Linked DNA regions of Homo sapiens: all the other regions are linked to region 2. A link is a contact called in ENCODE Hi-C or POLR2A ChIA-PET data. All regions are on one chromosome and are shown on one strand. The core of a region is the stretch at or near the end of the contact, and the rest is flanking DNA. Distances in the headings are between cores, read along the strand shown. Region 1 holds the start of CEP350 (centrosomal protein 350). Region 2 holds the start of CACYBP (calcyclin binding protein). Region 3 holds the start of TOR1AIP1 (torsin 1A interacting protein 1). Region 4 holds the start of GORAB-AS1 (GORAB antisense RNA 1).

Region 1 (7,303 bases), core at 2,872-5,371, 5.0 Mb before region 2:
TAATGTCTATCCTTATAGACCTTTTTCTATTCACATGCAAAATGAAAACAAAACTACATTTGTCTATGTGTTTTTTAAATAAATCATATTCTATAGTATAGTGCAACTTATTTTTTCACTTAATTTTATATCATGAACATTCTTCCAAGTCAATACATAATTGTAACAGCAAACACTTATGTGGCGCTTATTAATGCTTATTTAGGGCCTAACTGTTAACTCATTTAATTCTCATGGTACCCCTGTAACATGAGAACTACTAGTATATCCAATTTATAGTTGACTTTAAGTAATTCGCCAAGAGTCACAGCTAGAAAGTAGTGCAGTTAGGTTTTGAATCCAGAAGGTCCACCGCATGGTTCCAGGAGCTGAAGGATATGCTCAGCTGCTGCTCATGAAGTAAATATAGATACCCTGAAACCTGTTAACAACTGCACAGTAATTCACAGCATAAAAATACTAGACTTTTAACTATTAGCCTACCAACAGACATTTAGGACATTTTTAAATTATTTATAAATGTTATTGACATCTTGAAATAATGCTAATATAAACATTCTTATACAATTCCTATGCTGTTAAAATTTATGTAACATAAATTTTAAGCAGGAAATGATTCTATCAAACAATATATATACTTTTAATCTTGATAGGGAATGCCAAATTTCCTTCCAGAAGGTTGCTCCAATGGTATCAATTTATAGTCCCAACTACAGAGGAAAGGGTTCAGATTCATTTTTAAGTTAACACTTTGGATTCATGAAAAAAAAGGCCCATTTTGAGTTTTTAATTAATACTGAATAGACTGCCAAGTTGATCACAATTATGTTCTGATTTTATAATTATCTGACATATTAAACAAATGTAGACTTAGCAGCTGTGCAATGGATTCTTCTCCCAGTTATGAAATCAACTATGCATGAGATATCGCCCCTATACAACCTTCTGTTTTCTTATGTATAAAATATGGGAATTGGACTAGCTGGCCTTGAAGAATTTAAACTCCCAATACTGAGATTAAGAAGTGACTTAAAGTTATTACAAGGCTATAATTATAGTACTAGTATAACAGGTTAGGGTCTTAAAGTTTATATTTTCTTTAAATTACCGTAACCTGTTGCCAGAGCACCTAGGCAAATCATTAAAATAGTAAATGAAGTTTCCACTGTGGCTTATTCCCAGTGGCTTTTTAATCCCAGGCTGTCATTCCCTTGCTACCCAGCAAATCTGAGCATATCTCTGGAATATATTCCCAAGAGTTGAGGTGTGCTTAGGAACTAAGAACTAGTCTTTTGTTTTGTTTTGCATTTAAAATATTATTCTGGGACTATTCTTTAGTCAATTTCTTCAATTAGTATTTATTGACTATGTTACCATATGCTAGGCACTGGGTGCATAATAGTGATTAAAGGATCTCTGCCATCATGGAACTTACAGACCAGATGAGAAAGGCAAAGAATAACTCAAAATAACCACAAGTAAATGTAAAATCACACTTATGATAACAATGAACAACAACAACAACAAATCAATACAGAAAAAAATACTATGCAATCTGATGATTTTTTTACACTATAACACTAAAATTTGCCTCATGTTGCAAAAATAACAATCACAATTATATGCAGAGAATTAACTTTTTAAATCATCAGTTGTCTCAACAATAAAATCATCAAGATATTACTACTTTTCAGTTATGTTACTGATCATGTGGCTTGAATGTTTGTTTTACATAACTAAGAGTATAAATGACTGAAAGAATAAAGATGACAGAACTGAGTATCCAAAGTGAAAGATAATAAATGAACTACACTTTAATAATCTTGTTCAAGCAAAAAGTATATACATAAAGAAGTAAGTGATCCATCATAATTCATGACTTGTCAATAATTAACAAAACGTTATAAAAATACTAATGTTTTTAAAGAACTGACGATCATCAGCATAAGGGGCAAGTGGCATGTAAAAAGGAACAAAAATAGAATAATTTTTTAATATTTTAAAATAACACCAAATGCCAGAGCACCTATATTAATATTTAGTTTAAAATAAAAATAATTCCACATTATCTGCAGAAATGAGAGGCATTCACATAAATGATCTTCCTTGTGTGTCAGTTTCCACGACTGCAAAATAAGGATATCTGCCATACCTACTTCACAAGATCACTGTGAAAACTAAATAAAATAATGTATATAGAAGCACACCAAAAACTGATGTCAGTTATTTTAGACTTCTTTTTTGCTCCCACTATAAATTATAGCAATTTAACAAATAAAATTGATTATAGCAGTACTTCATCTCCTTTCTTCTGCTCATATATGGTAGAAGTGTTATAAAATGGGCAAAAGACTGACAATCAGAAGCAGAAGGAAAAAATCCAAAAACTTTATAATTCATAAATTGATTGCCCCACAGAAGGTTGGCTGTTTAAGTATTAACGCTCTTACATGACACACACACCAATTTATCTCAGAAAATCAAAGAAATATGTTCACATACGTATGAAATTTTTTACATATACAACTTGCCATCTCTACATACACAAAATTTTGCTACTGAGGATGAAGAGATACAGAGATACACATGTATTTATCCACATATACAATGTATTCTAGCTTGAAGTTTATTTTCAGATTACAGTATCTTAAATTTAATGCACTGACAGTTCAAATGATTCAGATTTATTTCATTACATTAAATAAAATTTGTCAATTTAGCACACCGAAACTAATTATTATACGCCCATGGCTTTGAAGCAACTTCCAGCATGGGTCTAACAATCCCTCAAAGTCACAATTCCATGTCATTAGCAGTGCATTTCCTTGTTTAAAAACAATATATTAAACGAAGAAATTTTCAGAATGGAGGGCAACTTTTAGTATTTTATCATTGTTTCTACAGAACTTTTCAGATTGTTACTAGCTCTGCCAAAGATAGTCTTTCTTTTAAAACTCTTCAAATACAGGGCAGGAGGTATCGTTAACATGGCAACAATAACGACTTCCCCAAATTCAAAACAAGGATCACCATCAAAACAAAACAATCAGGTGGAGTACATGGATATTGATCACTATTTCTGACAACCTGTTTTTTCCCATATGAAGGATTTGCTACTGCATTAAAACATTAAAATCTATGCCTATGTGCAACTTTCTATCTGAATATTTAAAATCCAGGCAAATTCCAATTCATATCTTGTGACATTAGCTAAATATTACTTAGCATGTTGAGCTGCATTTAAAAGGCAGAGGAAAATACTGACAACTTCCAAAACATAAAGCCTTTTAAATCTTTCCCCAAATTATCTGTGAATAAACTACCTTCAGCAGCCGCTAGACTAGAGTAGATCAAAGTTTTCCCTATACTTGAGAATGTGATCCCCACTGAAAAGGAACAGAAACTGATCATCCCTGCCACTGGAGCCAGTCCCCGGAATCTCCCCAAATACGCCTGATCGCCAGATGAAGAAGGGACACTTCTCCGGGCAGCAAAGGCTAGAGGTATCTTACCTCTGCAGGCTAGAGGAGGGGTGGAGGAGGCGGGAGGACACTGGCACGTAAGGAAGGAAATTCCGTCTTCAGCAGGCACTGGTGGGACCCGAAACCTAGGTCCCCGAAAAGCCTCAGAACCCAGGGAGGTTCCCCGAGGGGGACGCCAAGCAGGGCCAAGACTCTCCGCGCCCGGCCCCGCCTCTCTTGCCGCCACCGGGGACCCGGGACCGCGGACAGAGACAGTTGAGGCTGAGCGAGACTCCGCGGTCCCAGCCAGGTCCTACAGGAGCTCACCTGAGAGTGTCGCCTCCGCCCTCGGCTACCACGGTGCATCCCGCGGAGCCTGGCGGAGGGTGCAGTGACGCCGCCCCGACCGGCCCCAGGGCTGCCCGGCCTGGCCTCCCCGCTCCGGGGACGCACCGGGTGCCCTCCTCGCACCGGCTCCGGGGATCCGCCGGTCCGCTGGGAAGGAAGACAAGGCGGAAAGGCTGCCTCCCCTCCCTCAGGGCAAGCCACCCCCCGAGCTGCGGCTCCCTGCAGTTCTCTCTGGCGCAGGTCTGGCCCCGCTCCCCGGCCCGGGAGTCACTTCGTCAGGGGCGGCCCAGTCGCCATTACAGCCCAACAACTGACACGGAGGAGGAGCGGCGCCAGCGGCAGCGGCTGTGGCGGCGGCGCGAGGCAGGGCGGGAGCAGTCGGGCCCAGGCAAACCTCGCGAGAACTGTCCCGAGACAGTGCCACAGGCATGCCAACCTTCGGTTAGGGCCATGTTGAGTGTGGCCGAAAGGTGGGAGCGAAATAAAACAAGGAGCAGAACCGCGAAGAAGCCATGTTTGGTGCGTCGAAGTTTAAACTCGTAGGACTTGGGAGGAGCCAAGGTATATCCGCAGAAGAGACCACCCCTGCCCTTTCGCTTTGACGCTCATTGGGCCTTTTGGCTGCGCATTTCACCCCGGGCTGAGAAAACAAGCTGGGGATTCGACAAGAATGAACTCAAAGTCTGGAAACGGCAGCTTCTGAGAGTTTACAATGTTTCACCAACTGTCGTCCAAATAAGTCGTCACCCCTGTCAGAGTAGTTGCAGCTCTGCCGTTACCCACTGCTGTCACTGTGGCCGTTTTATTCGCGAGGGTTACAGTTCTGTTTAGCATGCATCTAATGACTTAAGACTCCACGCAAGTAAAACGGAGTTTCCTCCCATTAAGTATTGGCTTTGCTTTAACAGTGCTTTGAGAGGCTCTCTGTGGCCAACATATCTTCTCATATCTTTGTCCTCGTTTCCCAATCTCCGCGTGGTGAAATCATCTATCAAGACTTGGCTTAAAGGACCTCTCTTCTGCAAATAATGCCATCTTCCGCTAGGTGCTCACTGCACACAGACTCGCCGCCCACCACTTCTGTCCACCTTCTGAACTCCGATAGTTATTTACCCAGAGACTGTTTCTCATCTTTAAGTGTCGTGAAGACTTTAAGATCTGTTTTATCTCTCTATACCCCAAAATGGCCTAGCACAGTAACTAGGACATTGTAGGTGCTCAATAAATGTTTGTCGAATATCAATGACAGCAGGAGGCAGTAAATGGTCCCTCTTTGTAGGGCCTACAGCTGTGCCTGAGTAGGATGTACAGAAGTCCTGCATACGTGTGAAGTGTCTCCAGGAAGCTGCACTGGAGGGGACAGGAAATGTGGGTAATCGTATGGTGCAAGTGGTAGCAAAAAAGACAACATAAGGAAAATGTTATTTAGGTTTTGCCCAGTCTTGCTGTTTAAAGCCCTGTGTTAGATGCTTTTCATGCGCTATTTTACTGAATGTAAACAACCACCTTATTAAATATACTCACTTTTTTAAAACGAAGAAACACGTACTGGCCGGTCACAGTGGCTCACGCCTGTAATCTCAGCACTTTGCGGGGCCGAGGCGGGTGGATCACGAGGTCAGGAGTACAAGACCAGCCTGGCCAAGATGGTGAAACCCCGTCTCTACTAAAAATACAAAAATTAGCCGGGCGTGGTGGCGGGTGCCTGTAATCCCAGCTACTCGGGAGGCGGAGGCAGGAGTATCGCTTGAACCTGCGAGGCGGAGGTTGCAGTGAGCCGGGATCGCACCACTGCACTCCAGCCTGGGCAACAGAGTGAGACTCCATCTCAAAAAAATAAAAAAAAAGAAAGAAAGAAAGAAAAAGAAACAAGTACTGAAAAAGCTAAGTAATTTGCCCAATTTTATACCATCAATAAAAGGGAGCTGTAAGCTTTGGGATCTGCTTTGCCCCAAAGCCTGTTTATACTTTTTCAGCCCCATGCTATCCCCTTGACAACAGAGAAGACACCAAAGTTCTGTCACTGTGCTCAGAGCAGGGTTACCCTGGTATCAGCCTATGCACAATTTCTACTTCTTATACCTTGTGTTGGTCTGTCTTCTCCTCGCCTCCTAAATTCCCCAAGCACATCAATGTCTTTCTTTTCTAATATCCCGTTACTCTTGTGTTTACCCTACAGATTGGCCCTGAATCTATCAAGTTTTGTACTAGTTGCATATAGTTTCATGAGAGTAATTAATCTCTGGAACAAGATTGGAGGTTTACTGTGGAAAGGTTTGTGGCCCTTCCCAGACGTCTCCGCAGTGTTAGGCCGGTAATAGGTATTCAATATGGCTCCCTTGTTTCTCCTACTTTTTAGTAGACACTAAGATTGCATTTTTCTTTATATTCTTTGTTGATTACTGTGGCCTTGACTCTCACCACTCTTTGGATAACTGGATCTTGGCCCTAGACTAAATCTCCAATTACCCGTTACCCATCTTCACATAGATACAGAAGTCACCAGCACCTTCAGCTCCCATATTAAGGTTATCATTTTTCCTCCCTCAGTCTCACAAAGCCAGCTCCTCCTCGTTTCCTCTGTATTTCTGTTCATGGCCGTCACAGAACACTCTTCTGAGAACTAAGAGAACCAAAGTTTCAGAAATATTATATACTCCTCTGTACGCCTTGCTCCCACCCAGTTATGAAGTCTCTAAATACCACTGATGCATATTTCTTATATGTACTTCCCTTTTGTCTGATTGCACCACTGCCTTCCTAATTTAGACTGTCATTTCTACTGCCCAAATGATTATAGTAGTATTTCCACAGTTCAGCTTGAGTTTTGTCTCTATCATGTCTCTACCTGCCAAGGTAAGTAAAAACTTTTCGCCTCAGCCATCAAGGCTTTTCTCAGTATGGCACCAACCTAACTTTCCATCTCCCTTAAGTAAGACAGCACAATAAAGTAGAAAGGGCAGGAATGTGACATCAGAAAGACACTTATTCAAATCTTGGCTCTATCACTTACTTGCCTTATGACCCCTCAAGAACCTCAATCTTCTTGTCTATATCAAGGCTAATGATATCTACCCTGTAGGGTTGTCTTAAAGATTAGAAATAATACCTGTCAAGAGCTTGACGTTAAAAGACAGAAATAAACGGTAGCTAATGTCACGAAATGGGAAGTGATACACTGACTGAGAATGTTACATTCAAGCCACACTGGATCGGAGAAACAACCTGTTCATTCCTACCTCTAGGCCTTTGTTTCCTAACCTGGAACACATATTACCCCAGCTCGCAATTTCTGCCACATTCTCTAAGTGCCAACTGAGAAGCTAACTACTACAGAAAAAAATCCTTGATTGCTCATACTTTCCAGGTGCTCTTCCACCCCTGAACTGTGTGATGCTGTGTCTCCTGCATAGAGCGGTATCTACTATCAGTATTTCTGCATGTATCTTATACATCATGATCATGTTAGATTCTAAGGACCTTTGTCTCCTTCA
Region 2 (6,675 bases), core at 809-3,308:
AGAGGCCGAGGCGGGCGGGCGGATCACTTGAGATCAGGAGTTCGAGACCAGCCTGGCCAACGTGGTGAAACCCCGTCGCTACTAAAAATACAAAAATTAGCCGGGCATGGTGGCGCGCGCCTGTAATCCCAGCTTCTCAGGAGGCTAAGGCAGGAGAATCCTTTGAACCCGGGAGACGGAGATTGCAGTGAGCCGAGATTGCGCCATTGCACTCCAGCCTGGGCGACAGAGCGAGACTCCGTCTCAAACAAAGAAGTGGAAATAAATGTCCATAAACGGATGAAAGGATAAACACAATGTGCCACATGCATATAATAGAATATTATTTAGCCATAAAGAGCATGTGTACTGATACACGCTACACCATGGATGAACTTGAAAATGTTAGTGCTAAGTTGAAGGAGCCAAAAAACAAAAGGCCACATACAGCGTGACTCCATTTATATGAAATGCCTACAATAGGCAAATTCACAGAAAGTACAAGATGAGTAGTTGTCAGGGGCTGAGGGAGGAATGGGAAGCAATTGTTTAAAACACACTACATGGTTTCTTTCTGGAGTGATGAAAATGTCCTGAAACTAGACAGTGGTGATGGCTGCACTACACTGTGAATATATTTAAACAAAAAACAAATACCTGAATTGTACACTTTAAAATGGTTAAAAACTTGAATTTTATCTCAAACAAAACAAAAATCAAGTGCCCTCAAATGTATATTTCTAAGTGCCTAAACTGAGAACGATCTCTACTTTCAAGAGGACTAACACTGAGCTATCCACCTGCAAGACTGTGAAGTTATCTCCTAGGGGCACATAGTACCCAAGACCTACCTTAAAAGACTTGTCACAAGATACCCAGATTAATACTGGAACACACAAACCTCATAGTTTTTCTTCATTTAAAGAAAAGATTTTGAGTTTAAAAAACAAAAACAAAACAAAACAAAAGCTTGGGACTCCCCAGTACTTGTTTTCATAAAGCAAATCTAGTTAATACACACCCAACACTTAACTGTGAATAACTGTCCCGTCTTCACCTCCCACTTACGCCAGGAAATGAGCAATACAAGTACTATCATTCCCATTTTCTAACTGAGCAAACTAAGTCTCCACAAAATTTAATTCTCCAACGTTCAGAGTTTACAGAGCTTTAACACAGGCCATTCGCTTTCTTACTATTAATTACAACTAACTTTCCAAGTTATTTATTTTAAAAATCACATACAGCAGATTGCTGTTTGCCAATCACTGACTTAAACACCTAGAAATCATATTTTTTAACAACCCTATGAAATGGATGCTACTGCGACACAGAGAAGCTAAACAACTTGCCCAGAGTAACACAGCTCCTCGTGTGTAGAGAAAACCTGACTAGGAGAATTCAAGTGCTAGCACTGAGAACTCACCTTCCAACCGCCCTCTACCAAGAACGACACTCATGTTTGCACCCAGCTTTGCTTGAATGAAGCTTCCTGTCCACTGGCTGGGAAACCAGGGCAGAAAGGGCCTGAGGAACACGCGCAAAGGGCCGCTCTCCCAGACCCACTCCCCGCACCGCCTGCACGGATAATCGCCGCACACCCCCGCTCGAGCCCAGCAGGCGAGTGGGGTGCGAGGTCGAGTGGAAGCGCTGGGGAGCCGACGGCGCAGCAAGGGGCGAGTGAGGTGTCCCCCGGGAAGGCGGCGCACTGACTGGCGCGGGACCGGGTGGCCGCAGGGCGGCTCAGCCCACGGAAACGGCGGTAGGGCGGGAGGCTGGCGCTGCAGCTCCAGCCGGGGGGCATAAGGAATATGGGGCCGGACCACTTACCTCTTCTGAAGCCATGGGGGCTGGGTCAGGCCGAAGTCCCGAGCTGCAGCCGCGCAGAAGGAGGAACAGGAAACCCCGCGCCGAGCCCTCAAACCGAGCGCAGACGCCTACCCGCACGAGTCGCGGCGCTGCAGCCTGCGCCCACACCGACCCTGCGCAAGATCGCGGCCCGCCTCCCGCACGCGACGGATCTCGAACCTTCGCGAGGCAGCCGCCGCCACCGCCCACCGCGAGCACGCACAGCCCGCCAAGCCTGGCTCCACCCACCCTTCCTCGCCTCGCCGAGCCTAGCCCCACCCCTCCCCGCCCCGCCGAGTCTGGCTCCGCCCGCCTGCCGAATCTCCTAGCAACGCTCAAGTCTCGCGAGCGAACCGGCAATCCGAGAAGAGTAATGTCTTGCTCTCCGCCCTGACAACTTTTATGTATTATAATTTGACCGCGCTGGGCCACGCTGCGCAGTCGCAGCTCGGAACCGCTGCGTTAACCCAGCCCCGGAAATAACGTACCGATCTTCGGAGTCCAAGTCGGAAGTTGACTAGAGAGTCACCTGCTTTCGTCCGCTCTAGGACACCAGACACACCAGGCCGCCATGTTGTGTAAGGTTAGTCTCTCAGCCTCCGCGAGAAGAAGGCGAAAAATGGGGAGGAGCAGCCTGGTTACTTTCAAACGAGAAAGAACGGATATGTTAAGCGTGGAGGGCTCCTAATGGTAGCGGTTTGATTTTCAGTGAGTTTGGCGCGGTGGAGACGTCACCGCGGTCTAACAGTTCCGACGTGGTGGCGTCATCACTGGCCGCCGTAGGAGGTGGAGCTACGTTGGCCTCGTGACCGGGCCCTGTAGCGGAAGCCCAGGTCAAGGCCCTAACAAAAGGGCCCGCCTATGGCCACAGTTTCAGGCCCTCCTTTCAGTCATGGACTGTTGAAGCACGATTTCCTGGTGCTTTCGCCCCTTTCACCGACCATTTCAAGAGTCCGTAGTTCTCGCCTGGGTTTGGATTCGGTATAAGTGAGCCTGTTTACCATCAAAGAAAATGGTGAAATGTCTTCTGGAGACGATGTTCTCTTCTGGTTCTAACCCTGTCACTCAGTGAGACCCCCAGAGAAGCCTAGTTTTCAGATTATTCTAGTCCTTGGCAGGCTCAAGATGTCAACAACACGGTTGGAAACAACCCCTGAGAGGTCACATAGCGCGCACTCAGCTTTACAGATCGTCCAAGGCAGCGACCCCTGAGAGGTCACATAGCGCGCACTCAGCTTTATAGATCGTCCAAGGCAGCAATTAGAATCAGCAACTCGGAGAGGAAAAAAAGCTGTTAGCGGAATGGAGGCTGACCATTATCTGTAGTAAAGAATCGGAAGTACAGTACAAAAATAAATTACCGAAACGCAACATGCGTGAATTTCACACAAAAAAATGAAGTTGAGGGAAAGAAGCCAGACATGGAAGAGTTCATATTGCGTGGTTCCATTTAAAAACTAGCCCATGGTGTTAATGAGCATAGTGGGGAGGACAATGACATGAAAGAGCCACCAGGGGGCTTTTGAGGTTCAGGTAATGTTTCTTGATTTGGACACTGATTATAGATAGGTGGGTTCACTTTAGAAATCTCATTGAGTTGTAAACGTATATTTATGTACGTAGTTTTTTCTGTAGATTATGCTTAAGGCCCGGCGAAGGGGAATTTGCCCAGGTAATGGAAATATTACACCGATACATAGAATTGTCAAAGTTCATGGGATGAACTCCTAAGAGCTGTGTATTTTATCGTATAAATTTTTTTAAGTGTCCAACCAATAGCCTGGAATTATTAAGTACATAATTAAATAAAAACAAATATCCCATGGACCTAATGCAGTGAACAGTTACCTCGTTCTCTTAATTGCTCAGGCTAAGGACTCATACCTGAGTCTTCTATCTCAGGCCTTACATCTTATATAACAAGCCTTACTGGCTTAATCTTCAAAATATGTAGCGAATTTAACGAGTTCTCACAACCTCTGCTTCTACCACCTGACGGGGTTTGGGACATGCTACCCAAAAATATGGCACCTAGACATATTGAATACTTTGAACTGAAGGAATTTGAGAAAGAACATATGCAGGAATGTCTCTAACTTTCTTGCACCTTTCTGCTCTGAAGCAGGACGTAATACCCTCATGTGAGAATTGCCCTGTCTATACCTGGAATAAAAGTAACATCTTTATCTCTGAAAACACAGGGACGTAGAGACGAATATGAACATCAGGCCTTGCTAAGTTTCCCCCAGTTTATTACCCTTAGATCACAGTCTTTTAGCCCCATCACATTTTCCCACAATTCTCCATTCTTCTTCAAACCTACTCTAAACAACACTAAGGTTAACTATTTATTCGGGTCTTCATTTCTTTATGAAGTTTCCATGTTATGTAAAACTAACATTAATATTTATGCTTTTCTCTTGTTAATTTGTCTTTTGTTACAGGATCCCCAGCCAGTGAGCCTAAAATGGGTAGAAGGAAAAGATATTTCTTACCCTACGCACCCAGGTCCAAGTCATCATTATTTTGTCTGAAATTTATCTTCCTAACTGATTTCTCTGCTTCCCCATTGTGCCTTAAGAGTTAGTTTTCCACAGAGCAGCTCGAGATATCTTTTCAGATCATTATATCCCTTTGCTTAAAAACCTCTAACAGCTTCCTATTAGGCTTAGAATAAAGTACAAACTCCTTAATGTGAACTTGAGTGTTTTACGTATCTTATCTCACCTTTATGAGCTTCATGTCAGAACCCATCTCTCACCACTCTTCCTTCCCCGCTCCCTGATTTAAACAGTCTGGCACTTTACTTATTCATTGAACCCACTGGGTTTGCTCTTGCCTCCAAGTCTGTACCCAGCTTTCTCTCTACCTGTAATCCTCTTCCTCTAGGTCATCACACAGATCGTTTCTTCACTCTATTTAGGTCTTTCAGAAGTAACACTAAGGGAGGCTTTTCCAGACAATATTATGCAAATATAAATGGACATGTGACAAATACTTTATTCGACTTATTAGTTACTGAGAGTGTATTTGAGTAGCCAGGTATTTATAGGCAATTTAACAATGTAATGTTAGTATAAGGTGGCAAGGTTAGATATAAACCTGTTAATGTCTCACAGGGTAATAAACTATAACTTTTGGTGTTATCTGTTCCACTGGAAAGGAAGTAGGGATTTGCATTCTTACTGGACAAAAATCTACAAGTTAATGTATAGATTCAGTATAGGACTTTTAAATCAATAGTGAACGATGAAATGAACAAAGTACAATCCCCTAGTCCTTGGTTTGACACTGAAAGGACATGCCACTCACCTTTTTGCCTTGTTTCCAAAGTTTGGAATAATTTTCCTTTCAAAATGAAATTATTTCTCATTCAGTTGTCCTATTGCAGGCAGCCTTTACTGCTTCCCCCAGTTAATGTACCTGTCAAGCTTACTCATGATTTCCTAACTGCCAAATTCAATGGATATTTTTAATTTTTTTTTTGCTATGACTCATACTGTTCCCTTCGGGCTTGTCAGCAGATAAATGACCTTCTGGGGACTGTGCAAAATATGGAATGCTTAATGAATTTGTGTGTTATTCTTGTGCAGGGGACACAACAGTCTTCTCTGTAGATTACAGTTTTAGTGTATGTGCTGTTGAAGTGAGCACTTCTGAGTAATTTTGATTGTTTTACTTTTTATGTAAAATTTCACATTGTTTAAAACACCAGATGGGGGCCAGGCATGGTGGCTCATGCCTGCAATCCCAGCACTTTGGGAGGCTGAGGCGAGTGGATTGCTTGGGCTCAGGAGTTTGAGACCAGCCTTGCCATGTGGCAAAACCTTGTCTCTATAAAAAATAGAAATATCAGCCAGGCATGGTGGTGTATGCCTGTAGTCCCAGCTACTTGGGAGGCTGAGGTGGGAGGCACTTGAGCCTGGGAGGTGGAGGTTGAAGTGAGCTGAGATCACGCCACTGCACTCCAGCCTGGGTGACAGAGCAAGACCATCTCAGAAAACAAACAAACAAAAAATACCACATGGCCAAATGAAAGATGTCTGTGGTCTGAATTTGGGCCAAAAGCTGTAATCTTACAGTCTTTGATTATTTTTTAATACATGCTGAATTCCAAGAGGAGCTGACAAATCTCTTGAGATTTCACTTGGGTTCCATGGATTCCCAGCACAAAATGCAAATGCAAATGAGATATGATTGGGATTCTCTGCACACTATCTCCACTTTCATAAGTGCCTCTGAAGTTTAGTTTGAATTTTATAGTATCTCCTACCTTGCTGTACCTTAAAGGACTAACAGCAGCTACCTGACCCAGGATTAGCCAGTCATATTTTTTCCAGAATTTGTAATTGGAACAATTGAGATGGTAGTCTTCTGCTGGTAGTTTGAAGAGAGGATATGTAAACTTGGTAGCTGTGTACTTAGAAGCAGAGAAAGCCTGTTTTCAGAGAGAAGAATGAAGCAGGTAAGTCATCTGGAAGGACAAGCAGAAGCACAATTTTGGGAACAGTTGCTTTCAGAGTCCTGATGGCATTCCAGCCCCTTGTCCTAGTGCCAGTTCAGGCCCAAGTGTTTGGCCTTTGGGACCTATGATACAGATATCCTATTTCCTTTTAATTAATTGCCTCTTAAAATTACTATTATTAAGCTAGCTTGCAAGGGTTTCTGTTACGTGGAATCAAGGAACCTCAGTAGAGAGGAAAATGAAGCACTTTGTGGTGGTGCTGCACAGGGTATCATTTTGCAGGGTATATACTGTGTGTTTTCTACGTTGACTGGAGTCTGGGGTCAGGTGTAAGAAGTGTTACATAAACATTGGGTTCAAATGAGTCAGAATAAAGTCAACTA
Region 3 (6,520 bases), core at 1,124-3,623, 4.9 Mb before region 2:
AATATATGACCTGGGAGATCATGGCACAGATTATGCATTTTTGTAACAATACATAAGCAAAAATTCAAGAAATTCGTTTCTTTAGAAACAGGTGGTTAGGTTTACCAAAACTTAGGAAATATACCAGTCAGAACTCCTCTTGAGACAGAATACAATGAATTCAACAGAATATAATAATATTTGCCATTGTTGTTTTACAAAAATATATTACTTCAGAAAATCAAAAAGATGGGGTAGAGAGTCACAAATGATGTGGAAGAAAGCAGAAGAGTGAAAAATGTTTAGATCCTTAAAGATTTAATAAAATAGGGGTAAATTCTTTACTTGTTAAAAAAAAGTTAGCCTGTATAACTGCACTAGGCTCTGTGGAACTCAATACAATGTAACATATTTTTTGCCTACCATGTACAAAGCATTCTTCCAGGTACTGAAAAATACTGAATTAAACCAAGTACTTAAATTACTATCAAATATATTATAGGCTCCTTGTCTGCAAAAACTTTGTAATCTTAAAAGAGATAAAACTAACACATATATGGGCTAAACTGTCTTCAGTTGCTACACCCAAAAATAACTGACATAACTTTAACATAAAGTTTCCAAAATCAAGTCTTCAAATCTGTCAGTACCTTCACGAGTCAGCAGGTAAACTTGCAGCCTATCACCGTGCTCTAAGCTGAAAACCCACTCCTCCGCCTATCAATAGTCTACCACAAACTATGTCATCCCATTGTGACTCAGGTCCGCTGATTTTTACCTCACAGGTGCCTTACATGGGATTAACATGAAACTTCATCTGTGACTCAGTGTTAGGTCCTAAAATGGGGGGGGCAGGGTGGGAGAGGATAGATTAAGGAAACTGATTCACCTATGACTTACCTAACACTATACACTCACTTTGTCAGCATCCCTTTTGTCCATTTAGACGAAAACTCTAATTAATAGTCTTGTTTTTCAGGTTACTTTGTCAGTCTGATTTGCCAGACTACTTGAGGTTACAGTGACGGCCACCAAAGTGGCAGATTTTTGGCAGGGACCACCACACTGGAGAAACAGCAATCAGCTCAAGTTATCAAACACTGGGGAACATCAGTTCAGGAAAAATGAGTTACCCCATTTCGGTGAAAGTATTGGGTGAGGTCTCAAATCAATTCACTAAACTCAGCAATCCCTCGAAATGCCCACTCACAAAATTTCTCCTTCCTCTCTGCCCACCTGGGTGAGGAGGGAAAAAGACTGAAAGGTTAGATCCTCAGCTGGGGACTCTGGCCCGCGAGCGTTAAAGAAGGAAATGGAAGTGGTTTCTGTAGAAACATCCGCAGGGTAGAGGGAACCGAAATGAAACCGACCCTGCAGTAATTCGCTGTCCCCTCGTGAAGGCCTGCAGAAAAAGGCAGCTCTGACTCCCCTAAATTGATGCCCGATGTTGGGCAGAGCGCCCCAGCCCTGCCCGGGTCGCTCCACACGACCATCTTTCCACTCCTCCGGTCGGCGCTTCCTTCCCCGCTGCGGGTCAGGGTGGCCCTTGCACGGCGGCACAAGTCCAGAGGGGGCTGAGGAATACCCTTTAGCCAATCCCAGTACTTAGTACCCAGGCGGGCATGAGCTCCACCGAGGCGCGCGCCCGCCCCCGCGCGTTCCCTGGCTCGCGGCTGGGACTGTTACCTCCGCGGTCCTCACCTTCAGAGGAATGAGAGTCCCGCAGCCCTCTCCTGGTCATAACAGGAGACGGCTGTAGCGGAGGCTGCTCTGAGTGCTGCTGCTGAAGGCGGGTAGTCCTTCGCGTCTTCATTTCCTCGGTTTCCTGGGGTCGCGGCTGCCTCCGCTGCCTAGACCGAAGGTAGTACGCGCTTTCTCTCACTTCCTCTTTCGCAGAATCGGACCGGAACTCTTCTAGCCGGGTTCGTTTTCCCACCGGGGACCTTTCTTTGGCCACCAGGGGCTCGAAGTCGCCGTACACTTCTGGCGGCTCGTCCGAGAACCTCACTTCCCGCCGGCCCTGGCGCGACGGAGGAGTTCTGTACGCAGGCGCATCGCTGCTGCCGCCATTTTGAGGGGCGAGCCGGCCCCTTCCCTCTCGGATGGGGGCCCTGGGGGTGACGTACACACCCCATCCTTCCCGCACCGCCTCTGCCCGCCGCCCGTCGCCCGCCATAGTTGTTGACGTAGCTTTAGTCGATCGCGAAGATGGCTTTATGGACCCTAGGTTCTCCTGCCGGTGGTGGCGATGGCTTCTCGGGGGTGTTGGGCGGTGGCCGCTGTGGTCAGGGAGGCAGTTGCGAGTCGCTGGGGCCGCCGCCTGCGTCGTCGCTGCTGTGTAGCAAACCTGCCTCTGGGCCCATGGTGTGTCTTGAGGGCTGTGAGAGAGGCAGTGCCTGAGCTGGGTCAGCTGCTGTGGATCGCTCCCGCCTCCTGGCTGGAGGCACCAAAGAGGAGGAGAAGGGGGAGGAGGACGTCTCTGCCATCGCCCTTAAGTAAAGGAGGGGTGGGGGCGATAGAAGGATGGCAGGGCAACTTGCCTGTCCTAAGTCTAGCCGCTCGTGGCAAGTGTTGACTGCGTGTAGGAGACTCCCGTCCTATCTCCCAGTACCAAGTCTCGGGGAAAAGGAGTGCGACGAGGGTGGAGAAGACCCAAGTTTCGCTTCTCGGCCCCAGGCTGTTGCGCAGTTTCCCTGGAATCTTTTTGATCGACTGCTACGTTGACCATGTCCTTCCCAGTGTCCTTAGCAGGAGTGATGGCCAGAGAGAGAACTTTTGCACATGCCATGTTTTCGTGGCAAAAATTTTAGTTTCAAGTACCTTATGAGGGCGGTTACCTAGTTTTGAATTTTGTCACTTGTTGAGGGTGTACAAAATCCTATCTAGAGTCATACTCGTTGGATGTATTTTCTTTTCCGAAATGTACCCATAGGACACATAACCTTATTCCTGGTCTTTAATATTTCTCGGTTTTATACCAAGCAGCAGTGTTCGGAAGACCATGTTAGTGCTACATTGTGCACAGTGAGAAATGAACAAGTTTTTTAATTAAAGACAGCACTGTAATTTTAAGTTGTGATCCATTATTTTTACTTTTATTCTGGATGTGACGTGATACTCTACATTTGATTTAGAATGCTTTATGGACTTTATGGAATAAGAAAGCATGGTAAAATCTATTTGTTTCACCTCCTTATACAAATGTTTACAGATGTGGCTAATCTGCAAATACCTAACCAAATTTAGACACATTCAGAGAAGGTCGATTAAGTTCGTGTAAAGTCTGAATAATTATTGAAAGAAAGCTTAAATTGCCTTCAAATATACAACTGCTTGTAGGGCTTTGTATGATTGGAGTGAATAGATTTAAAAAATTGTAATTTGGATACCAGTTACAATGAGCGATTCTGAAAAGTTTGAAGGTGTTTGTTTATTCTTCCAAGTAATCACCTTAAAATGTTTTTGAGCAACTCATTTGTTGCTCAAACTTGGCACAAATTTCAACTACTTAAGTCGTAATGTGTACTATGTTTTTATTTTATTTTTATTTTTATTTTATTTTTTTTGAGACGGAGTCTTGCTCTGTCACCCAGGCTGGAGTCCAGTGGCGCGATCTCGGCTCACTGCAACCTCTGCCTCCCGGATTCACGCCATTCTCCTGCTTCAGCCTCCCCAGCAGCTGGGACTACAGGCGCATGCCGCCACGCCCGGCTAATTTTTTTGTATTTTTAGTAGAGACAGGGTTTCACCGTGTTAGCCAGGATGGTCTCGATCTCCTGACCTCGTGATCCGCCTCTCGGCCTCCCAAAGTGCTGGGATTACAGGCGTGAGCCACCCTGCCCGACTGTGTACTATGTTTTTACTAATATTGTCCATAAATTTGGCCACAGGCAGGAGGAATTACAGTTTTAGAGTGAGATAAGGTTTGGCCTGTTAGGAGCTTAGTTTACTGTAGCTTTATGTACAATATAGCTTTTAAAAACTGCAGTAACAAAAGAGAGACTTCTTTCTTTCTTTTCTGTCTCTCTTTCTTCTTTCTTCTTGTCTTTTAAGGAAAAATGAAAAGGATACTCTTCCTTGTCAGTCTGGATTAGATGGTATATTTCGGAAATTAGCTAGATTTACTCTTCCAACAAAATGCTCAAAAGTATTGATATGGTAATACGTGGCTTTTATTTATGTTTTAAGCAGGGCTTTCTCTTTAAAGTGGCTATTACATTACTCATTAGTAACACAATAGTATAAGTTCCTTAATAGATTTAATTATTAAATATAAATTTTATAGTAATATATTGAGTTCATATTATGAACATTAAAGTCTCCTTGAAACATTTTACCAAGACAGATGACTATGTAGAAACTGGGATACTAGCTTATAAAACTTGGATACAGGCTTGTAAAACTTAGGTTTGAGGGACAAATTAAAAAAGAGACAAGAGATTCTACATATTGAACAATCAGAGGAGAGGTTCTGCATATTATTGAATAATCAGAATATGCATATTTTGTAATTAAAACTGCTTGTAAAGGCTTAGGAATGGCCTTTCAACTAAATTAATGAGACACTTACTGTAAAATTAGAGGTATGGTAACTTTAATGCTAACACACACACACACACACACACACACACACACATATATATATGCATCGGATTTTCCCTCTCATCTAGGTTGTAAGCATAAGGAAACCTACCTCTACTGTGACTGCCTCCTTCACCTAGAAACCTTACAGATACGAAACTTTCATCACTAGCTCTGAGGCAAAGCTAAACTGTTATGAAACTAGATACTCTGCTGTAGCTATTATCCAGACTATAAGAGTGGCTGAAAAGAGGTGACATTACAGTGACAGTAGAGTCATAGCCAATATTATAAGGGATGCGCTGGGCCACTAAAAAAGGATGCCTCAGCTCTGGATATTAAAGTTACTTTGGGAATTTGAGAAATCTGGAGGAATTCAGTGACCCAAAAAAGAAGACCGGTAAGAAAAGAAATGATTAAAACAAAGAATACACTTAATAATTCATTTACTTATCAAACGTGTGCCAGCAATGAGGAAGACTATCTTTAGGGAATTTGTCATTTATTGGGAACGACAGAAACACGAAAAATTACAATTCAGATTAAATGGCATTAATTCACACACTTAACTATTAGGGCTAGGTCTGGAAATCCTGTGCTCTTGAGACTGGGTTCCTAAATCAGTTATTTTATTTCATTTTTAATTAATTTATTTATTTAGAGACGGAGTCTCGCTCTTTCGCCTAGGCTGGAGTGCAGTGGTGCAATCTCGGCTTACTGCAGCCTCCCCCAACTCCAGGTTCAAGTGATCCTCCTGCCTCAGCCTCCCGAGTAGCTGGGATTACAGGTGCCTGCCACCATGCCCAGCTAATTTTTGTATTTTTAGTAGACATGGATTTTGCCATGTTGGCAAGGCTGGTCTTGAACTCCTGACCTCAGGTGATCCATCCGCCTTGGCCTTCCAAAGTGCTGGGATTACAGGTGTGAGCCACCACGCCTGGCCAAAATAATTATTTTAAATGAAACATTTTAGAACAATAAATTTTTTGTACAGGAACTTTTTGCTTTAGGGTAAGCAGAAGTTCATTTATTTAAAGAGATAAATCTATCCGTTGTGACTTAGTAGTACAAATGAAGTAGGCAAACAATTTTAATAAGGAAAAGATGATTAAAATATTAAACAGGAGGAAGTTAATTAAAGACATAGTAGCTGGCTCCATTTATTCCCCAGTCTTACAAATGATAGAAAAATATTTTAATGACAATACAAATGAAAATTCCTGGAAATGTTATACTGAAATTAATTAAACACAATAAAGTGAATGGAATATAGTATTCTTTTTGTTGAATTAGGACTTGCAGTTAATTATTAAACACCATCCAAGAGTGTTACCAAATCCTGTCACTTCTGCCAAGAGAGGGTGATTGAGAAGTGAAGGCACCAAAAATCACATTAAATGAGGAATTATTAATTCAATAAATACTTGAGCTACTGTGTAGTAGGCAGTCCCTGTTCTCTGTGCTGGGGATACAGCAGTGAACAAAATAGACTAAAAGACAAAAAATGTTTCCTGCCTTCTTGGAGATTATATTCTATGGGAGGAGTCGGGCAAAAATCAAAATAAGTAAAATAGTGTGTTGGTCAGGACTGTTATGGGAAAAAAAAGAGGAAAGGGGAAGGGAGTTTTACATGAATAGATTTCTTCTTGAAATTTGGTTAGATTTGTCCTGAATTGCTGTAGGTCAAGAACAGGAATTTTAGACTTACTTCATTTTTCCCCCAACAAATTGTATGTTCTTGGGTAAATTGCTCGCCATCTCTTAATTTTCACATTTATAAAATTAGTAGATCAAAACAGCTATTTTTTGTCACTACTGTCATTTAACAGAAATGCTGCATACGTCATCTAATCTACTAATAACAAACTTATGAGGTAAGTAACGTTGTCCCCATTTGACACACGAGCAAACTGAGGTTTAGATTAGGCAACTCATTGGATTACATGCTCCTCTTAATGGC
Region 4 (6,513 bases), core at 790-3,289, 4.5 Mb after region 2:
CAACGGTATTTGTGTATCTAAACATAGAAAAAGCATAGTAAAAACAGGGTATTATAATATTACCAGACCATCACCATATATGTGGTCCGCTGCTAACTGAAATACTGTTATTGAGTGCGTGACTGTATATATTATATATACAGCTAGCTGATCCTTGGTATATGAGGATAATTGGTTCCAGGATCCCCATGTATACCAAAATCTGTGCATACTCAAGTCCCACAGTTGGCGCTGTGAAGACCACATACACCAAAAGTTGGCCCTCCATATACTCAGGTTTTGCATCCCCCAAATACTGTATTTTTTAAATGCACATTTGTGTATAAGTGAACCATCACAGTTCAAACTTGTGTTGTTCAAGGGCCAAGTGTAACTACATATACTGTATTAACAAACATTTTAATGCATGTGGCTACAGTTAATACTAATATATTCCCACCAGCTGTACAGTAGCCCGCTAGATGAGTATACCACAATTTATTTATCCATTCCCTTGTTAATGGACACTTTGGTTGTTTCCAACTTCTTAATATTATAAACAAGACTATTAACAACTTTCTTGACTATGTTCCTCAATGCCCATACAGGGGTCTCCAGAGTACTACTGTCCTTATTTTTCCTGGCAACCAACTCCATCTTCCTAAATTATTCAATAAATTTTTAAAGATAGAGAACAGCTAGAAATGGCTTTAAAATTAAAGGGCCAAATCCTCTAATTTTACAAATAAGGAATCCAAGGAGAAAAGATTTAGAGGAAGAGCTGGAAGTTCTATATGCCAATCACTGTGTTTAGCTACGGGTATACAAGGAGGTTAAGATATTTTCCGTCCTCGAGGTGGTCACGGACTAGCGATTTGGTTTCCACACTACAGTGGGCCTTGAAGTTCAGGTCCTCACCATCCTCTATCTACCCCCGGTTGCAAAGATATTTCAAAATATACTTCTACATAATGAATATGTTGTTTAATTTAGATTTTTATATTAAGTCATCTTTACCCTGGAAAATGCGCCTCTGCTAACACACAAACTTTGTGAAATCTTCCCAAGCTCCATCCAATCCCCGGCAGAGTGAGGTTCCTCTTGTCTCTGAAGCAAGTTCTTGCAATATCTACTATCACATAACTTTGTGGTTTGTCTCCTCATGAGTCTACTGGAGTCAGACCAGAGGCCAGGGCACTTGTACCCTGTATATCAAAGTATGTGAATGGATGTTGAAAACACAAAGCAAAAGAATTTGAGTATATCAAGCAACACAGAGTCAGTTAACTACATAGCTTAGCCTAACCTTTATGATAGAGTTTTTAAAGTCCCCTGGACCAGTCAAAATGTCCCCAGTCGATATAATCTACATTGGCCCTATCTTACTAATTTACTTCTTTTCCCACTTGTCTGCCCTAGATTATTCTCATATTTATGCTAAAAATGCACAAGCTACCAGAGCAACATCCAATTTCCCCACAAACGCTAACAAAAGGTTTACTTCATTTGCTACCAAAATAAAGTATTTGAATTAAGGTACCAAGAGTGATGTACACTTCTTACAGAAATTGTGTGTACTACCACGATAACCATACAGATCACTGCGAAATTTCAACCACAAGCAAAGTGCAATTAATATTACTAAGTTTTCCACCAACAATCAGCAAACTTAATTCCTTCCACAACAACAAAAAAATTGTACAAGCCCATTCAATGATTACTCTATAAAGCCAGAGAGAGAAGCACAAGGTTAGCTTACTCCAAAGTCAGTAAGACTGTATGTATATAAACATATAAAGTCTTCACATCTACCCTCTCAAAGACCCTTTTGGTTTGCTGATTCTCAAAAATTGGGAAGTACTGCAAAAATCATCTGGCAACCAGAAGTGAATGCAACACTCCAGATGAATTGTGAAAAGTACCGAATTTTTGCCTTTATTCAGACGCCTGTGCTCCTTTTTTCCAACCATCTGCTTCTATAAATTCATCACAATTCTAATACGGTGTGCGCCCCTCCTCCTTCCCTTACCCTGACCCTAACCTTCCAACCGTTGATTCCTGCAGCAATCTTCCCTAAGGGAGACACCCCGGCTGTAGGCTCACTTCCTCTCCCAAGTCCCATTCCTTTCACAAGAGTCAAATCCCTACAGTGGATTCCTGGACCGTTTTTTCTAAAAGAAGATCCCAGTCCTCTGGCTTGCCCCTCCCGTCGTGACTCCCAGTAAGTCCTCCTCTGAAACCCCCTAATCCAGTCCACGTACTTACAGCGCCTTCCGCTAACACAAACGTAGCCGCTTCCACGCCCCCTTTCCCCGCCAAAGCTGCATCCCCGCCTCTTCCCCTTAAGACCCAAGAATTAAACCACTGTAAACCCATCTTGTAACCTTTAGTCTGCTTTAGTCTCCTCAGTTCCTCCTCAGAGAATCCTGCCCAACCTTGCGCCATCGGCCCGGGCCACCGGCACCCCCAAAAGTGCCCAAATCTCGCAGCCGCGACTGCCAACACTGCTGCCCAGCTCATCCGGGTTTTTCCCCGGCCGCGGCCAATCAGTGCATCGGGCTCCAAACACAAGGCCCTCTCTCCCCGGCCTCAGGGTCCGGCTTCCTTCCAGGCTGCCTTCAGCAGTGCCTGACAAACTGCCTAAGGAAACCTTGCCACGCAGACATTCGTTTCCTCTGGCTTACCTCTACTCTCTCTCTCTCTCATTGTTTCTCACTGTTGCTGGTTAATCGCTTCAGGAGCTAAGGGGGGAAATGGCGATGGGGATAAGGGTGGAGATAAACAGGTATTTGGGAAGGAGCAACAAGTCGGTGGCGGAAACGGGAGATCTAAGTGCCTTTGGGGTCCTGTACCTGTGGGGCGGGAGCGGTGCTCTCTGTGGCTCTTAGTGTGCCCTAAAATCCTTGTGTTTTGCTGGGAGTGTGCACAGCGCTGGAGGCCTCCTTCAGATTAACTCAGGAAATGATCAGATTTAGGATTTTGATGATGAAGAAACATTTAAAAGGGGTGGGGTATAATTGATGAAAAGGGAACAGGCATAACCAGGTCTCTCGCAGGCCGGAGCGGCTCTCAGATTTCTTTTGCTTTGGGTTGTTTCCTTTGTGAATAATTATAATATGTAACTTTCCTCTTAAGGGATTTCTTTTTCTTTTTTTCTTACTTTTTTTTTTTTTTTTTTTTGAGACATAGTTTCGCTCTTGTTGCACAAGCTGGAGTGCAATAGCACGATCTCGGCTCACTGCAACCTCCGCCTCCCGGGTTCAAGCGATTCTCCCGCCTCAGCCTCCCGAGTAGCTGGGATTACAGGCGCCGGCCACCACACCCGGCTAATTTTCTGTATTTTTAGTAGACACGGGGTTTCACCATGTTAGCCAGGCTGGTCTCGAACTCCTGACCTTAGGGTATCCGCCCGCCTCGGGCTTCCAAAGTGTTGGGATTACAAGCGTGAGCCACTGCGCCCGGCCGGGATTTCTTAGTCTCCCCTTTAAATCTGTTTTTCAGAGAAGACATTGTAAAACGTCGGTGCTGGGGGATGGGAAAGCATTTCTTAGGATCCTGCCTGGAATCCTAATACCGTAATTCGGGTTCTGCCTTGAACACTAACCTGAGATCCCATTTCCTCATTTGAAATATGGTTGCAAAGATTAAAAGATGCAAGCGTTGTCAAAATACACATAGATAAGGATGATTCAAGAGAGACCTAGTTATACTATTTTTCATGGTTCTCTTTCACTATTTTTGCAGTAAGAACAACAAAACACCTCATCTTGGCTTACATTTTAAAATACTTTGGCTTTAGTGTGTTGATATTTTTAAACAAAATGAAAGAAAGGAGTAAAGTACAAAATAAAACACGTCAAGAAAAGTTGAAATGAGTACTTCAGATTTAGTAAGTGATAAAAAGTGAAGGATGTTTGGAATTTCCCATGTAAATCCGAGCTTTTAAAACTTAAAGTGGTTTCTGAAATTTGGGGATGCTGCAGATGCGTCATTTTAAATATGTACTCATTTTTTATAATATTAAACAATCAAAATGCCTGGAGGAGACAGTTACCACCAGTTTCTGAATATAGACTGAATATAGACTACGTATATTCAAGTTATAGATTATCTAGCTCCAAAGTAGTAGATGGGGATCAGTGGCAATCTGGTAGTTAATTCAGTTTCCTAGTTGCAGGCAACCGCCATCTAGTTCATCTAATAACAGTAAACCACCTTGTGTGCCCCATGTTGAATTTTATACATAAATGTTCTTTAGTTCACTCTGGGGGAATTTCAAAAATTATCCGTAATCTTAATAAAGATGTAAATTAGGATATTTTAAAAGGTTTTGCATTGGCCCTTAATGAGAACCAAAGCGAAAGTGACACGTGGTAAAAGATAATAAAATCCGTCTGTATAAAAGTTATAATTTCCAGTTTGCTAGGTTCTAAATCTCCTGTTTGTTGTTTCTGTTGGCTCTCCCTCATGGTGGCTAGTTTCTTCAAATGTTGTGTAATATTTAAGTGGGAATTTATCTTCAAAGTTCTTTGTTCTGCAGAAGTCTTCTCTTCCTTGAGTTAAGAAAGTGTCTCTACAGATTGGTTTTATTGGTCCTAAAGTTTCAGTTGTTTTAATCCAGATTTAAGGTAATTTTTTCAGCTTCTACTGTAAATTTGGTTCTTGGGTCCCACCCCCATATATGATATAGGACTCAGGTCTCAGTATTTTTTAATTGCCTTTATATGTATACAAATTATACACAACTTTATTTCAACAATCTTGTCTTCAAATATGTGAAGGAATCCCAATCCCTAGGATCTATATTTACATAGAATCCCCCTTTCTATATCTCTTTAGCTTTCTTTTAAGTTCTATGATGTATTTTTTGATTATGTAAATAAAAACATGTTATATGTTTTTATGTAAACAAAAAACATAATAATATTACTCACAGATAGCAAGCCTCCTTACTGCTTTTCCAAAGCAACAGTCTTAAGTTTTTGTGTTTTTGTTTTTTTTTTAAAGACAGGGTCTCACCCTGTCACGTAGGCTGGAGTGCAGTGGCATGATCTTAGCTCACTGCAACCTCTGTCTCCAGGACTCAAGCGATCCTTCCATGTCTTTGTCTCCAGAGTAGCTGGGGCTATAGGTGCCCACTACCATGCATGGATAATTTTTATATTTTTTTGTGGAGACGAGGTTTGCCATGTTGCTCAGGCTGCTCTCCAACTCCTGAGCTCAAGCGGTCTGCCCAACTGGGCCTCCCACTTGCTGGGATCACAGGCATGAGCCACTGTGCCTGGAGTTTTTCTAACCCTCTGTGATCATATGGTCTGTCTTTTCTAGACTCAGCTTTATTTCAGCAATCTTGTCTTCAAATTATGTGTAGGAATCCCAATCCCCAGGACCTATATCTAGGTAGAGGCCCCCCCTTTCAACATCTTCTTTGCTTTCTTTTAGGCTCTGTGATATATATTTTTTGTTTACATAAATAAGAACATGTTATACAGTATTTAGCATCTTTATGTGTTTATAGAAGGGGACCACCTATGACAATTTAGACAATATCTCTGGTTGATTCTCCATCAGAGCGCCTAGAATATAAAAATGAAGACTAATTGTGTCTGTAGCCTGGTCAAAACAGTAAAATGCTTTCCCAGCACACTTTGAATAAAATCCCAGTTCCTGCATGTTCCTACATGATCTCACCCCTGTCTACCTCTCTTATGTGATCATTAGGCTGTCTTTCCCTTTACTCTGCACTCACTATAATCCAGCCAAAATTGGCATTCGTTGGGGTTTTGGAATACACCAGACTCTCTTTTCTACTATCCTCTACTACCTACCCAGAGCTTTCCCAAATGCTGTCCTTTAATTATTATCTTTCCCTTGTCTGGCTGGTTCTTCCTGCTTCTTTACGCTTTGGCCTTAAATATTCACATAGACGTTCTATGACCACCCTATCTAAGTAGCACCCGCCCACTTCTATGTTTTTTATAACTTTTTACAGCACTAATTAAAAGTTCTCATCTCTTCTGTCTACAGACTGAGCTCCTTGCTTTACCAGCATTTATCCTCGAATGTAAAGTGACCCATCCAATTCCCTTTTTTATACTGCCAGTTGCCTCTCTTCCTTTCCTGTCCCTGCTCCTTTGCCTGACTCTTCATTTCTACCTACGACTTGGGGATATAGGACTGCCTTTCTAACCCTTATGCCTTCCTTACTCAGGATCTGTAAGTAAAAATCTTTGAACTTATTTCCTATTGTGGTTGTGTATTGAATTTGTGCCTTCCATCTGGAGAACATGGGGCTACCCCAGACCAAGTTTTGCCCTGGAGAAACACAGGTTGGACTCCCAGTGCCAGAGCAGTGGTCAGAAAGGCATTGAGTGGATGTGGGTCAGACAAGAGCCACAAGGGTGTCTGCCAGTATAAAAGAGATCACCCTGTGAGGGACCCCCTGGTTGTGGGTCAGACAACTAGGATGTCTACCAGGTAAAAGAAGTATCCCATGAAAGGCACTCTGTAAACACCCATATCTAGTTCCCCTTC

What was found. Hi-C counts contacts between places; a loop is a spot of excess contacts on that map. ChIA-PET counts read pairs that join two places held with the same protein, here RNA polymerase II (POLR2A). Pooled maps may share reads with other maps.
Region 1: a map of naive thymus-derived CD4-positive, alpha-beta T cell shows a loop between it and region 2 (20-fold over the local background). The contact joins the promoter of CEP350 here to the promoter of CACYBP in region 2. A Hi-C loop is called at or near these places in 1 of 168 maps with a recorded cell type or tissue (naive thymus-derived CD4-positive, alpha-beta T cell), 1 of 37 single-sample maps with no recorded cell type and 9 of 50 pooled maps.
Region 3: a loop to region 2 is called in a map of CD8-positive, alpha-beta T cell, with 23 times the contacts of the local background. The contact joins the promoter of TOR1AIP1 here to the promoter of CACYBP in region 2. A Hi-C loop is called at or near these places in 2 of 168 maps with a recorded cell type or tissue (CD4-positive, alpha-beta memory T cell and CD8-positive, alpha-beta T cell), 1 of 37 single-sample maps with no recorded cell type and 14 of 50 pooled maps. POLR2A ChIA-PET finds 5 or more read pairs at or near these places in 1 of 52 experiments (CD4-positive, alpha-beta T cell).
Region 4: a loop to region 2 is called in a map of naive thymus-derived CD4-positive, alpha-beta T cell, with 19 times the contacts of the local background. The contact joins the promoter of GORAB-AS1 here to the promoter of CACYBP in region 2. A Hi-C loop is called at or near these places in 1 of 168 maps with a recorded cell type or tissue (naive thymus-derived CD4-positive, alpha-beta T cell) and 7 of 50 pooled maps. POLR2A ChIA-PET finds 5 or more read pairs at or near these places in 1 of 52 experiments (A673).

Annotation. Positions count from the first base shown.
Region 1 is chr1:179,951,628-179,958,930 of GRCh38, reverse strand. CEP350 (centrosomal protein 350) reads right to left here and starts at 4,121. Exons shown (of 38, transcript NM_014810.5): 1 at 3,789-4,121. LOC101928933 (a long non-coding RNA gene) reads left to right here and starts at 6,453. Exons shown (of 4, transcript XR_241158.4): 1 at 6,453-6,665. RefSeq lists a silencer at 3,687-4,136 and enhancers at 3,924-4,425, 6,516-6,625.
Region 2 is chr1:174,995,330-175,002,004 of GRCh38, reverse strand. CACYBP (calcyclin binding protein) reads right to left here and starts at 2,058. Exons shown (of 6, transcript NM_014412.3): 1 at 1,810-2,058. The coding sequence starts at 1,824. LOC105371622 (a long non-coding RNA gene) reads left to right here and starts at 2,359. Exons shown (of 2, transcript NR_188647.1): 1 at 2,359-2,410; 2 at 4,272-4,526. It also overlaps the pseudogene RNU6-307P. RefSeq lists a silencer at 2,038-2,157 and enhancers at 2,188-2,697, 2,249-2,785, 2,728-2,937.
Region 3 is chr1:179,878,138-179,884,657 of GRCh38, reverse strand. TOR1AIP1 (torsin 1A interacting protein 1) reads right to left here and starts at 2,373. Exons shown (of 10, transcript NM_015602.4): 1 at 1,681-2,373. The coding sequence starts at 2,155. LOC139427322 reads right to left here and starts at 2,342. Exons shown (of 1, transcript NM_001436163.1): 1 at 2,265-2,342. The coding sequence starts at 2,342. The coding sequence ends at 2,265. RefSeq lists enhancers at 1,407-1,506, 1,810-2,104, 1,667-2,426, 1,931-2,468, 2,447-2,556 and 1 more.
Region 4 is chr1:170,528,135-170,534,647 of GRCh38, reverse strand. GORAB-AS1 (GORAB antisense RNA 1) reads left to right here and starts at 2,039. Exons shown (of 3, transcript NR_125958.1): 1 at 2,039-2,200. GORAB (golgin, RAB6 interacting) reads right to left here and starts at 2,482. Exons shown (of 5, transcript NM_152281.3): 1 at 2,364-2,482. The coding sequence starts at 2,424.